Linked DNA regions of Mus musculus: region 2 is linked to region 1. Evidence: chromatin contacts called from ENCODE Hi-C or POLR2A ChIA-PET data. All regions are on one chromosome and are shown on one strand. The core of a region is the stretch at or near the end of the contact, and the rest is flanking DNA. Distances in the headings are between cores, read along the strand shown. Region 1 has its middle 30 kb from the start of Gm46787. Region 2 holds the start of E130018N17Rik (RIKEN cDNA E130018N17 gene).

The links. Hi-C counts contacts between places; a loop is a spot of excess contacts on that map. ChIA-PET counts read pairs that join two places held with the same protein, here RNA polymerase II (POLR2A).
Region 2: a map of v-Abl transformed pro-B cells shows a loop between it and region 1 (2.1-fold over the local background). The contact joins the promoter of E130018N17Rik here to the enhancer-like site in region 1. A Hi-C loop is called at or near these places in 1 of 37 maps with a recorded cell type or tissue (v-Abl transformed pro-B cells). POLR2A ChIA-PET finds 5 or more read pairs at or near these places in 5 of 5 experiments (Patski and embryonic stem cell).

What each region holds. Positions count from the first base shown.
Region 1 is chr2:168,111,892-168,118,368 of GRCm38, reverse strand. No RefSeq gene overlaps it. Among named protein-coding and RNA genes, the nearest start is that of Gm46787, 30 kb to the left of the region's middle. Within about 2 kb of position 3,313, at least 1 of the 3 ENCODE cell types and tissues checked has a DNase peak (open chromatin) inside an H3K27ac peak, as active enhancers do.
Region 2 is chr2:168,151,835-168,158,311 of GRCm38, reverse strand. It overlaps E130018N17Rik (RIKEN cDNA E130018N17 gene), which reads left to right and starts at 3,799. Exons shown (of 2, transcript NR_040327.1): 1 at 3,799-3,958; 2 at 4,561-5,709.

The DNA.
Region 1 (6,477 bases), core at 2,064-4,563:
CACCACTGTGGGGGGTCTTAAAAGAAGCCGAGTGGAGAACTTGGGTAGGTAACTTTTTTTTTTTTTCCCTACACCTAGACAGACCGCCCGCCACAGCTGGAGTCTCTAGTTTTAGATCTACTTTGTGTTTATGCGTTTAAAATAGAAAATACGACCAGGACTCACGCGGTATTTTTTTTTTCTTCTTCTTCTTTTTCTTAGCAACCATAGCTGCCCGCCGCCTCGGGGCTTCCTGGAACCCACACACCGCTCCAGGCATCTGGCTCAGCCGAGAGGAGCTGAGGGGGCTGAGACCCTGCAGGGACTATGCGCCAAGGTGGCGTCTCCAGGGCCCCTCTATGGCCCTACGTGGCACAGGGTGGTAGCTCTGGGCGTTCTCAGCCCTGTGCACTGGAAACCTGGGGACGCTGGGGTCCCTGCATGGAGATGAGACTCTTGTGGGGTGGGTCCCAGATAAGATTGGGCTCCAAGTAGGGATGGCCAGAGGTCCCAGGTGGGGATGGGATCTGGGTGGAGATAAGACTGGGGAAGGGGATACCGGCCCTGGGTAGGGGTGGGACCAGGGTGAGTATGAGACCAAGGGAGATGGGTGGGAATGGGAACGGGTTGGGAGGGGGAATATGGGCCCCGGGTGGGGACGGGACTTGGGTGGAGGTGTGGTGGACCCAGGAGGGGATGGGCCTTGGTTGGCTACCACTGGGGCAGAAGCATCTCTGGATAGCCCCAGGAGGGCAGGGATCCGGAAAGGCGACCTCCTGTCCCCGCCCCCGTTGATGGCGCGGTGAAGTCGAAGTCTCTCCGGGTTCAGGGCCACGATCCCCAAGCTGGAGACCGCGCTGCCCCTCCGCACCCACCGCCCTTACCTCCGCCTCAGACTCCGGAGTCAGGGAGAGCGCGAACTCGCGTGCCCCAGTGCTCACCGGCTCAAGCTGATCGGCGTCCAGAAGGATGCCCTGCCCTGACCTGGTGCCATAGCCCGGAGGTCGGCCTGGCGGAGGCGGAGCAGGTGCGGTCGCTGGGCCGGCCGCCGGCCGAGCGAGCAGCGCCGCCCAGTGGCAGCACCGCGCTCTGCAGCGGCCACAACGCGGGAAGCTCGGGTGCTGCGCTCTCGCGTTGCATCCCCAACAGCCTAGGAGAGCGGCTGTAAACCAGCTCTGGCTGCAGGTTAAAAACCCACAGGGAGGTTTTTAATCAGACCGGGTGCTGTGCCTCACAGCACTTCCCAGATAGAAGCAGGAGGATCAAGAGTCGTTATCCTTAGTTACATAGTGGGTTAGGTTCGACACCACCCTGGGCTACAGGAGATCTTGGAAAGCCTTGAGGAGGGGTAGGTAGCTCATCTCTTCCTCTCCAAGTCAGATTTTTATTTGTTTTACAGTTATTTGTGTGTGTGTGTGCGCGCGTGTCCGTCTTCACAGCTTTTAAAATAAGCTCCAACCCCATCCTACAAAATAAAATGGCTCAGAGAGGAAAGGTGTTGCAGGTCGAGTCTGAGGACCTGAAATAGACCCCCCATGACCCTTGAGTGGACGCAGAGAACTGACTCCTTGAGGTTGTCCTCTGAGCTCTATACACCTGTGCTGGCACATGTGGCCTACACACATGTACACACACACTAATTAGTAAACGTGACACACATAAAAATATAACATATTTGGGAAAGCTGTGGGGACGGGCAGGGTGGGGCAAAGATGGGATTCTGGGACTCTGGTGAAGTGAGTGGGCTAGACTTAGTGGCTCCCAAAAAGAAAGACAGGGGGTGCGGGGGGGGGCAAAGGGAGAGAGAGAGAGAGAGAGAGAGAGAGAGAATGAATATGAATGAATAGGTGATAAATTTGACACACCCAGGCTGGGAGGCTCACCCAAATTCTGCAGTGCCTGGGCCAAGGAGGAGGCCCTCCTTCCAATACAAACGGGGAAGCTCAAAGGGGAGAGGACCAGACCATAGTCTAGTTTTGAATTTCTAGCTGATGCCTTTTAAAATATTATGTTTATTTTTAAACGGGCTGGTCTTAGGGTTGGAAATAAATACCCACCACCCTGATCCTTCCCTGCTGTGTGTGTGAGTTCATCTTCTATCTGACAACCCTCCAGAGCAATCTAAACTGGCTCCATCTGGCTTTTGCGTGCCCTGGGGCTGCTGGCTCCCCACTTCTGGAAGTGTGACTGATTTTCCACATCCATCCAGACTCTCCAGCTCTCTGCCCAGCATCTTCTGGGAAATTCTTGGCAGTGCCTTGGGTACCAGGCACTTAGAAAGGGAATCCACTGAGACCACACATGGCCATCCATCCATCCATCCATTCATCCATCATAGCTATGACATGTCTAGTTCTGAGTTCTTTCACGAGTCACCCCCACCCCCACCCCCCTCTAGCAAGCCTGCCAGGGCTGGGAACTGCTGGAAGAGCCCAGGCTGGCCTTGGTTGGCCAGCAGCACTGAGTGGCAAAAGCCACTGGGTGGACAACCAGAAGAAAGGCTAGGGGAGGTGAGCGAGGGCTGAGGCTTGGCAGGGTGTCCCATGGTCACCAGGCGCTGCCTATACTGCGTTGGTTCAGCTGTAGCCTGGCCATGAGGCCTAGGAAAGGCGGGAACTGGATTGAAGTTTCATTCAGCAAGGTGGTAATTTGGGGGTGAGAGAGGAAGTTGGGGAGAGTGCACTAAAGGTTTGGATATCTGGAAGGCCAGTTTCTTTGAAGTTCGTTATAACCAAACTTTAAGAGTACTTTTGGGAGGGAGAGGCGGGAGGATCAAGGTTTGAGGTGATTCCCTGGTACCTGTATGTTTGAAGTTAGCCCGGGCTAGGCTTAGGGAAATTGTCAATTTCTGGAGAAGTTGTCACACTCTAAAGGATCTGGGAAGCCAGAAATCACTGTGTTTCTGGAATCCCGTGTCCCAACCCACTTTTTGAACTGGGGACCCAGGAGAAATGGGGAGCTGTCCTGCCCTTTTTCTACCAAGTCAGTCACTAATTGGTTTTGACACACCCCCACTCAGGGCTTCACCTGGTGAAGGTCCTAAGCCAAGGACCCTGCCCAAGGCCGCAGGAAAGATTTTAAACAAAGAGCTGAATTCGCACAGGGTCTAGCCTCTTAGAGGACTCAAGGCTATGGTCCCCAGGTTCTACCCCAAGTGGTCCTGGAAAGGCCTGGAATGCGCTGCTAGCCAGAGGCCTGGAATGCAGCCTGCAGAGGCCGCACCCTGCCCAAACCAGTTTGAACCAGCTGCGGGAAGAAGCCAGTCCAGTCCCTTGGAGCTCCCTCTGGCGCCCAAGCTGTCTTAGAACTGCAGCCGGTTTTAGACTAGGTCTCTGTGGGTGGGGGCGGGGCCCCAGCAAGGCCTGGAGATGGGAGTGGGGGTGGGGTGGTGATAAGTGGGGTGTGTGTAGGGGGGAGTTGGGGGTGCCTGCCCAGCCTCTGCCCAGCGTGGAGACTCCCGGGAACCCTGAGCTGGGCCCCAGGTCACGTCCTTCCATTCCCGCATCTTTGGGCTTCACCTCATGGCACACAGTGGTCGATCTGCCTTTCAGCATCCAGGCCTAAGCCCTGCCTGCGGTGGTGCAGGACAGTTATGCCCCCGGTTTAGGTGGAGGCAGGAGAATCGGAGATTCAAGGACGTTCTAGGGTACATATCAAGTTTGAGGCCTTGATACATATATGATCCTATTTCAAAGAGAGGAGAAACACACAAATTGTGAACACAGTGAAAATTCTTTTTTTATGTGTGTATTTAAACTTTCATTGGATTTACGTATTGTTGGGGGAGGGGAGGAGTGTGTGTGTGTACGTACACGTGTGAAAATCAGGACATTTTTGTGTGGGGAGGGTGTCCATTCTCTCCTTCCATCATGTAATTCCCAGGAATTGTTGGCTACAGACCTTGTTCAGGTGGAATCCTGACACTGTGAGTTAGTTGCTGTGGGATGTGGCCTTAGCTTTGAGTTTTGGATGACACTGGAGTTAGTCCCTTGTGCCAGGTTCTGGGCTTGCTCAGCTGTGGCACTTCTAGGCTCTGCAAGTGTCATCACGTTGGTGGCCCAAGTGTGTGTCACTGTGTGCCGGGCACTATTCCCAGATTGCTGGGTTCCCATCACACCAGCGTGAACATCAGCCCTGCAATGTCTCCATTGAATGGAGGTGGAAACAGGCCTGGAGAGATTGAGCATTGTGGTCATCTTCATAGCTAATCAGTGAGAGTGTGTAGAAGCCAGGAATGGTGGCACACACATTTAAACCCAGCACTCAGGGGGCAGAGGCAGGTGGATTTCTGTAAGTTTGGGGCTAGCCTTGTCTACAAAGCAAGTCCAGGATAGTCAGGAGTATATAGAGAAACCTTGTTTGGGGAAAGAAAAGGAAACAAGAAAAGAAAAGATCATATAGAGGATGGGCAGTTAACTGCAAGGGCTCCATGCAGCCACAGGGAGGAGGGACGACATCACCAAAGGGTCCCCTCCCCCACAGGCTCATGAACACTTTGTTCTCCAGTTGGTGGCACTGTGGTGGGAGCTATGGAACCTTTAGGAGGCACAGCCCTGCTGGAGGAAGTTTATCAGTTGGCGTGGATTTTGAGGGGTACAGTCTCACCCCGCTTCCAGTTTGCTCTTCCTGTTTCCTGTGTGCAGTTGAGACTCGATCTCTAAGCTCTGGCCTCCTATGGCCACTGCGACCCACCCTCTGGAAGAAAGGCAAACCCTTCCCTCTTCCTTAAGTGGCTTTGGTCATGGTGTTTTACCACAGCAACAGAAAAGTATCCCACATACCAGGCTGAGGCAGTTTAGTGACTCAGCAGCTGGTTTGGGGGTGCCTAGGTGCCTACTTGAAACCCTAGTAAACTCATTGCCTAAGCTGGACATAGGCAGAATGGCGGCTCTGGCTGGCTGACGGTGGTGCCCTGTCTGGAGTGAACAGGAATTTATTCGTTTCTCTCCAGGCAAATTCACACAGCCGGGCCCTTGATGGCTATCACACATGCTCACCGGGTGCCGGTCACAGGGTGAGCCGGCACGTGCCCATACCACATGGATAGTTTTTCTGAACAAAACATGAATAGCTCTCCTGTGTTGAGCTCAGTGAGGCCCCAGGAAGACCCGAGATCAAGGCTGGTGAGACCTCATAGGGTACTCTGAGGACTTGAACTGCTTACCCACAGTTCAAGAGAAATGGTCCCTGCAAGGTGACCTCTGACCTCTACGCTAGTGCTGTGGCATGATGTGCACACCCAAAATACATCCTCCCCCTCCCACTCCCACTCCTCCCTCCCCCTCCCCCTCCCTCCTCCTCCTCCTCCTCCTCCTCTTCTTCTTCTTCTTCTTCTTCTTCTTCTGTTTTTCGAGACAGGGTTTCTCTGTATAGCCTTGGCTGTCCTGGAACTCACTTTGTAGACTAGGCTGGCCTAGAACTCAGAAATCTGCCTGCCTCCCGAGTGCTGGGATTAAAGGCGTGCGCCACCACGCCCGGCTTCTTCCTATCCTTTTAAAAAGGAGCTGACATCAAATCAACTGTCTTCAGGCTCCGGGTCTCTCTCTCTCTCTCTCTCTCTCTCCACTTGCTGTTGTTTTTGTTTTTAAGGCATGGTTTCTCTAAGTCACTCTGTCTGAGCATTGGGACTGACGGTATTGGGACTGATGGTACGTACTACCCTGCCTAGTTAGCTCCTCTTGATCGTGGCAGGGAGCTTTGGAGGGAACTATTTCTGGTGGTCACCACACAGCAGGTAGTCTCAACCTATGTAGGTTCACATACCGGGTGCGCAGCTACCCTACGTGACCTTGGTAGAGTTGACTAACCTCTCTGTGCCTTATTTCCCTCATTAGTTAGTGCTGCAGTGTGGCTTACCAGTTTTCGAAGGGGTGCCGTGTGCTCACCCCATAAATGGCATCCAAGAGTGTCTGGCAGACAGAAAGCCTCACCTGCTGGGAGTGGGATGAACAAGCTGGTGTTTTCAAGACAGGGCAGAGTTGGTCAGGTCACAATGTAACGGGTGAACCTGCCAGGCAGGGTCTTGGTTAGCAAGCACGCATGCGTTGGGACCTTCGCTGGGCTAGGGGCTGTTGCTGAGGCTGCAGAAACAGATTCCCTGAAGATGATGGGAGAGGTTCAATGTGGGCTCTCTAGGGAAGGATTACAAGTGAACCAGCACAGCACCCCGCCAGACTGTGCAAGATGGTCGGCCCCTGCCAGGCTGCAGAACAGACCCCTGGCGCTGTGCTCTGGGGACCAAGGATGGCAAATTCTAACTCGGTCCCGGGCATCCCTGCCCCCTGGTGGACATACTTGGTATGGCATCCTCTCAGAGCCTGGGTGGTGGTTCAATTAGTTGCTTGGGGGTTCATCAAAGCTGCTTGTCTATGACACACTGACGTCATCAAGCAGGCTCTTTACAAGAGAGCTGAGAACTTTGAGATGGAGAAAGGCTTGGTTGGAAGATGGCAGTGACGTTCACTCCAGCTGGCCTGGAAGGAGGTAGGTGGCCTCACT
Region 2 (6,477 bases), core at 2,550-5,049, 39 kb before region 1:
ACTCACTTTGTAGACCAGGCTGGCCTCGAACTCAGAAATCCACCTGCCTCTGCCTTCAGAGTGCTGGGATTAAAGGCGTGGCGCCACACCCCATTCCTATGGAACTCTCCAGCAGTTCACTTACATCCCAGCAAGGAGGTTAGGGTTCAGGGAGGAGCTGTGGGTACCCGTGTGCAATCCACTTCGTGGACCTGCCCCGCCCTTGACCTGCCAGCCCGGCAGTCGGATGGCAGATAAGGCGTTGGGGGGATACTCCAGCCTTACATCCTTCCTCTGTCAGCTTGTGAGGAAAAGATTCCCAGAAGACCACGGAGGAAGAAGAAAGAAGAAGAAGAAGAAGGAGGAGGAGGAGGAGGAGGAGGAGGAGGAGGAGGAGGAGGAGGAGGAAGAAGAAGAAGAAGAAGAAGAAGAAGAAGAAGAAGAAGAAGAAGAAGAAGAAGAAGAAGAAGAAGAAGAAGAAAAAACGTACATACAGGCTTATGTGCTTCTGTGTCTCTGTGTGTGCGAGTGAACGGCGGAGGTCAGCCATGGCTGCGATTGGGAATATGCTTGTAGTGACAAAGAAAGGAGCAGCACTCTACTCAAGTGTCAGGACAAGACGAAGTTTATTGTTGATCAGAAAAGCAAGCACACAAGACAAAGTGCACTTGGCTTTTATTCTAACTGATGTGAAAACCGTGCCTCTTCTTCATTCTCTGGGCTCCACCTCACAGTCTTATTCAGTTGGCTAGTCTGTGAAGAATTAGCTCGCCGGAATTTAGAAATAAGGAAGGGAAAGACATCATTGCTCCAGGACATCAAATTCCTGGACAGGAGCAGTGACCTCTGAGAAAACAAGGTTTTTAATGGAGGTGGCGGGGCATGCGCGCACGCGCACGCGCGCTTGTGTGTGTGTGTGTGTGTGTGTGTGTGCGCGCGCGTGCGCACACACTCGCTTGTGTGTTATGGCATTTACATAAAAGGTAGAGGAGACAAAGTTTTTTTTTAAATTTATTTTATTTCATGGTGTTTTGTTTGCATGTATGTCTGTGTGAGGGTGTCAGATCCCCTGAAACTGGAATCACAGACAGGTGTGAGCTGCCGTGTGGGTGCTGGGAATTGAACCCGGGTCCTCTGGAAGAGCAGCCAGTGCTCTTAACTGCTGAGCCATCTCTTCAGCCCGAGACAAAGGTTTTAATTCTGTGCCTTAGACACGGATAGAAAAGATTCATATGTGATACTTCTCACAAGAATCACTTGCCAGCTGCCATCCACCACATGTAGCTCAGGCTAGCTTCAAACGCATAAAGACACCCCCCCCCAACCCCCCGCCTCTGCATCCTGAGTGTTGACACAGAGAAACCCTGTCTCAAAAAACAACAACAGGGCTGGTGAGATGGCTCAGTGGGTAAGAGCACCCGACTGCTCTTCCAAAGGTCCAGAGTTCAAATCCCAGCAACCACATGGTGGCTCACAACCATCTGTAACAAGATCTGATGCCTTCTTCTGGAGTGTCTGAAGACAGCTACAGTGTACTTATATATAATAAATAAATAAATCTTTAAAAAAAAAAAAAACAACAACAACAACAACAAAAGAACATTTGGAAAGTATATAAACATACTTGGAACTTGGACGGAAAAGCTTCTGCCCGCTAAAAGGAAGCATTGTCCTTGTCTCAGACCAAAGGGACTTCAGGTCCTGCATTAACATATACCTGTGGTTCAATTAGCATATCAAGGCCTGTGCTGACCCACTTCTAGGCTCCTTCAATCTCCACGCAACAAATCCCTGTTATACACTTCAAAGTCCTCCATCCCAGATTACAAGTTCCCTCCTCCCAGGTTCTCCTTAAAACCCTGGAAACACCCGCCGCTGCCGCCGCCACCACCGCCGCCGCCATCGCCACCACCACCGTGTACACGCAGTTGCTTCTCTGCTGGAGAGAGAGAGAGAAACTTCTTCGTCTGGAATAAATGTTTTTCTTTAAGCTTGAGCGACTACTTTGGGTTCTTTACTGCATCCATTTCATTCATCTGCTGCCAAAACCTGAGACGAGTCTTGCTCTTTTCCTTTTTTATTTCTTCTCTTCATTCAGTGTGCTTTGGGGAATCATGTAGTGTCCTAGGCTTGGTGGCAAGTGCCTCTTACTGGCTGAACCGTCTTGCCAGCCCGGTTTTTGGTTTTCTGTTGTGTTGATACAGGGTCTCACAGAGCCCAGGCTGACCCTGAACTCTCTCTGTGTAGTTACAACTGACCTCCTGCCTTCCTTTCCCTCCTGGTATTGGGGTGTCGGGGTATCAGGCCTACAGTCTCACAGCTGAGCCTATGTTTTGAGAAGACTCTTGTCCCTGCCCTGGAGTTTACCCATCAGGCTAGGCTGGCCAGCCAGTGAGTCCTGGGTCTGCCCGTCTCCTCTCCGCAGTTCCGGGATTACAATAGTGCCATCACTACCAACTGGTTTAATTTTTAGACAAGAGGCTCCTATGTGCCAGGCTGGTCTTGAGATTGCTATGTCACTGAGGGTGACTTTAAGCTCCTGAACCCCCTGTTTTACTTGCCTCGTACAAGGTCATACTTGGTTGCACACCCTGCTTTTGAAATTCGGGGTCAAGGGACAGAGCTCAGGTGCTCAGGCTCCTTAGGCAAGGCCGTTACCTACTGAGCTTGAAGCTCAGGGTTCCTTCTGGAAATTACCACAGATAGCTCAGAGGAGACAGGGTGGACCCCTTGGCCTTGGGCCACTATCCACAGCCATCTTCCATCTGATAACCCAGGACAGACATCGGGCCTTCAAGGGGCATCTGGCTGTGTTGGACAGCTTCCAGGTTGTCACTCCTGGGTTGGATGCTCTTGGGATCCCAGGAGTAGAGGCAGGTTCCATTAATCATGTCACCATACAAGCCCCAGACATCAGAGGACGACACAGATTTGCGAAAAGGAAATTTTGAGTGTGTCCCCACCAAATAAGTTGGGGTGCTTCTCATTATGCCTACACAAACACCCCACCACCACCAAATAAAAACGTCTCACGGTCATAATGAGAATCCAACTGACTCTCCCCAAAGCTTTAACATGAACACAACCATCTGAAAACACAGGTCAGGGCCAATGAGATGGCTCAGTGAGTACAGGTGCTTGCTGCTAAGCCTGACAAATGGTTCCACCATCCTAGGGACTCACATGGTGGAAAGATCCAATGCCCATAAACTGCTCTCTAAGCCAGACAGGGTGGTGCTTACCTTTAATACCAAAATTTGGCAAGAAGAGGCAAGTGACCACCCTGGTCTACAAAACAAGAGTTCCAACCCAGTTGGTCTTACACAAGATTCTCCAAAAAACCAACCAACCAAACAAACAAACAAAACAAAACAAAAACCCAGAAACAATTTGACCTCTTGTACTCTGACCACTACAGGTATGCTTGCTGCCTTGGCATGAGCGTGTACACACACACACACACACACACACAAAAGCATGATTGTGTAGGAGGCTGGGTGCTGGGGAGGTGTGGGACTCGGCCTCCATCTTTGCTTCGGTATTAGCCATCTGTCATGCGGCGTTTTTACCACCAGGACTGCTGAAGGCAGGAAGAGAAAGAAGCCGGTTCAGAGCTGCCAGCAGGCGCCTGGAACCTCCCCTGGCTGCTTTGTGTTTCAGCAAGAGCCCTCCCAGCTCCAGCCAGGCAGGCTCCTCCCCATGGCCCTCCTGGGGCCCCCCGCTGGGGGAGGAGGCCCAGCTAAGCCTCTCTCCTGCTGGCTGGGGGTGGGGAAGGGAGGGACTCCAAGCCTAGCACCCAAGGACGACCCCTACAGGCCAGCCAGGGCAGGGCAGCATTCCCTACAGCCGCCATTTCTTCTCTGTCAGCTCTCTGCTGTCAGACAGAGAGCCAAACAGAGCTGGAAGGTCAGATATCTCTGGAATGTATTGAGCACCTACTGGGTGCACAACCTTGAGGAAGAGCACGTGCCCTCTGCAGGTACTGGAAATGTAACTGGGTAGATGGTAGCCGAGGGATCCTACCCAGGGTCCCTCTGGGACTTCATAGCTGGGGTCAGATCCTTTCGCCCACGTGTCACCATGGGTAGGACAGAGGCTATGGTCCACCCAGACAGAACACAGGCAGGGAGAGGGACACTGTGAGGTCTTTGAGCCTAGAGCTCCTTCCTTGTAAAGTGGAGTCACCTGTCTCTGGAGTTTTTATAAGACGTCAGAATCAGGGGCCAAAGCTAAGAGCTGGGAAGTCTGGGCTGGAGCTAGTACAACCTGATGGACAGATGTCCCTCATTCTATGCATCTGATCTCAGAGGCCTCTGAAGGGGCAGAGCCAGGGGCAGGAGGATTAGGAGTTAAAGGTCATCTCTAGCTAATCTGAGGCTGACCTGAAACTTCTGATCTTCCTGCCTCTTCCTCCCAAATGCTGGGATTACAGGAGTGTACCAGTATACCCAGGCTAAGCCTTGCTGCGGGGCCAACATGCAGCCTGGTCTACATGCCAAGTTCTGGGCCAGCCAGGGCTGCAAAGCAAGACCTTGTTTCAAAAATAAAAAAATGTCTGACGTCCAGCTTTTTCCCAAACAGGAGAATCTGTTCCCGTCTCCCTGCAGTTCCGTCTCATGCCTGCTCTGCTGTGGGCAAAGTGTCCCTTCTGCCACCAGGGCCCCTGACTAGTTTTCCTGGGACCACCTGGCCTCCTGGTCTCTTCTAGCCCTGCTGGATTAAGGTGAAAAGCCAGTCTAGGCCACCATAGCCAGACTGCCTGCTGCATGGACAGCCTCTGCCCTGAGTCCTGGATCCTTCCTTCACTGGAAAGTACCTCTCATGGAGAAAATTCATCAAGGTAAAACCTCATGAACAAGATGTTTTGGCTTGGCAGGAAACAAACAGTGGTTAACAACAAATTAGTGAGCTACTGAGCCTCTGGGCACATGGCGCTGAGGGCAGACCCAGGTTGGCTGCAGACATCAGCTATGGTCTCCTGCAGACCTGAGGGGGCACAGGCCTGGCTCAAAGCTCCCTTCACACGGACTGGAACAGTCTTCAGGTGGGATGCTCTTGTGTGCGGCTTAAGCTCTGGCCTGCTCCTCAGGCTCCGTTCCCCAGAGCCCTGCTCCACTGACCTAAGGCTGGGTTTCTTTTCTCTCCTTTGATTGGACAAGGGGCCCAAACTCCTGAAGTGGGGCTTTCAAGGAGCCCAGAGCTCAGCATGAAATATTTTCAACTGAAGAACAATCCTAGGAGCAAAAGCCTCCTTTGGGGGGTGGGGTGCACCCAGGTGCCCTCCTCAGCTCCCAGGTAAGTCTCTGAATGTTGCCACCAACACTGAAGAAGTCTCTACTTCTGCCATACCCAGCCTGTCTGGCAGGAGGGGACACATTCTAAAGAGACACTCATGACCCTCTCTTTAGCTTTCAGTCTAGTGGAAAAAAATGGACCCCAAGAAATGAAAAGTTCCCCAGTATTCTCCTGGTGAGAGAATAAATGCCTGGAGCCTTGGGGACAACCTGAGGGGAACTGGTCACCCAGAAGATTAACAACTAATCCCATGACCTTGGAACTGAACTGAGGAGGTAACAGACAGGGTCAGGCCTTGACTAAGGAGTTATGCAAATCTCTTATTATTTAAGCCCCACCCTCGGTCAGGATCCCTAAGGATTTGGGAACTCCCTGGATCTCTGGGTATCCTTCTGTTGCAGCCACACTAAGTAAAGTTCCTTTTTTGCTATTCACTATACATTAGCTACTTTATTTGGCTTATTGAGGTCTGGTGTCCCAAACCTGGCAGGCTGTGGCCCCAAGCCCGGTAACCCTGCTATAAAACCCTCTAAGGCACCCCACTGTCCTTAGATTAATACTAAACTCCCTGTGACTCTGGCCCTACTCACTTGGCTCCCCCACCAACATTCACCTCCTGCCACCTCGCAAGCTCTGTGCTCAGCTGCACCTGCACGCCTTTGCACAGACAGGCTAAGCGTAACCCCGACCTCTGATTTACCATCCCATTCTGTGTCCCCCACCTTTCCCACAAGCCGCCCCTAGTGCCCTAAAACCAGATTGGATCCCTGCAGACAGAACTACCACTGAATCGTCGTCTTAGAATCTGTTTATTCCCTGTATCCTCCCAGACCTAAGTTTCCAAGGTACCATAGACTAAGAACAGGGTTCCCAGAGCCCAGCTGTGTGACCTTGGGCCAGTTACTTAACCTCTCTGTACCTCCATTTCAAGCGGAATACACACAGCACATATCTTGAGAGAGGGACTAGTAAGATGAGAATCAGAATGAGCCTGGCTTTGTCCCCTGCCACTGTCATGGCTTGTCACCCACAACTAAGGGCTGAGGGCTGAGTCTGTCTTGGGTCACCCTGTCTCCTGCCCAGAGCTGGCCTTTCAGATCTTTGATGTCTCTAACTCTATGCTTGGAGGCCCATTCAACCTCAGGCAGAAGAGAGATTGTCCTCTGAACACCACATGCACTGTGGAACACATGTACCCCTCCC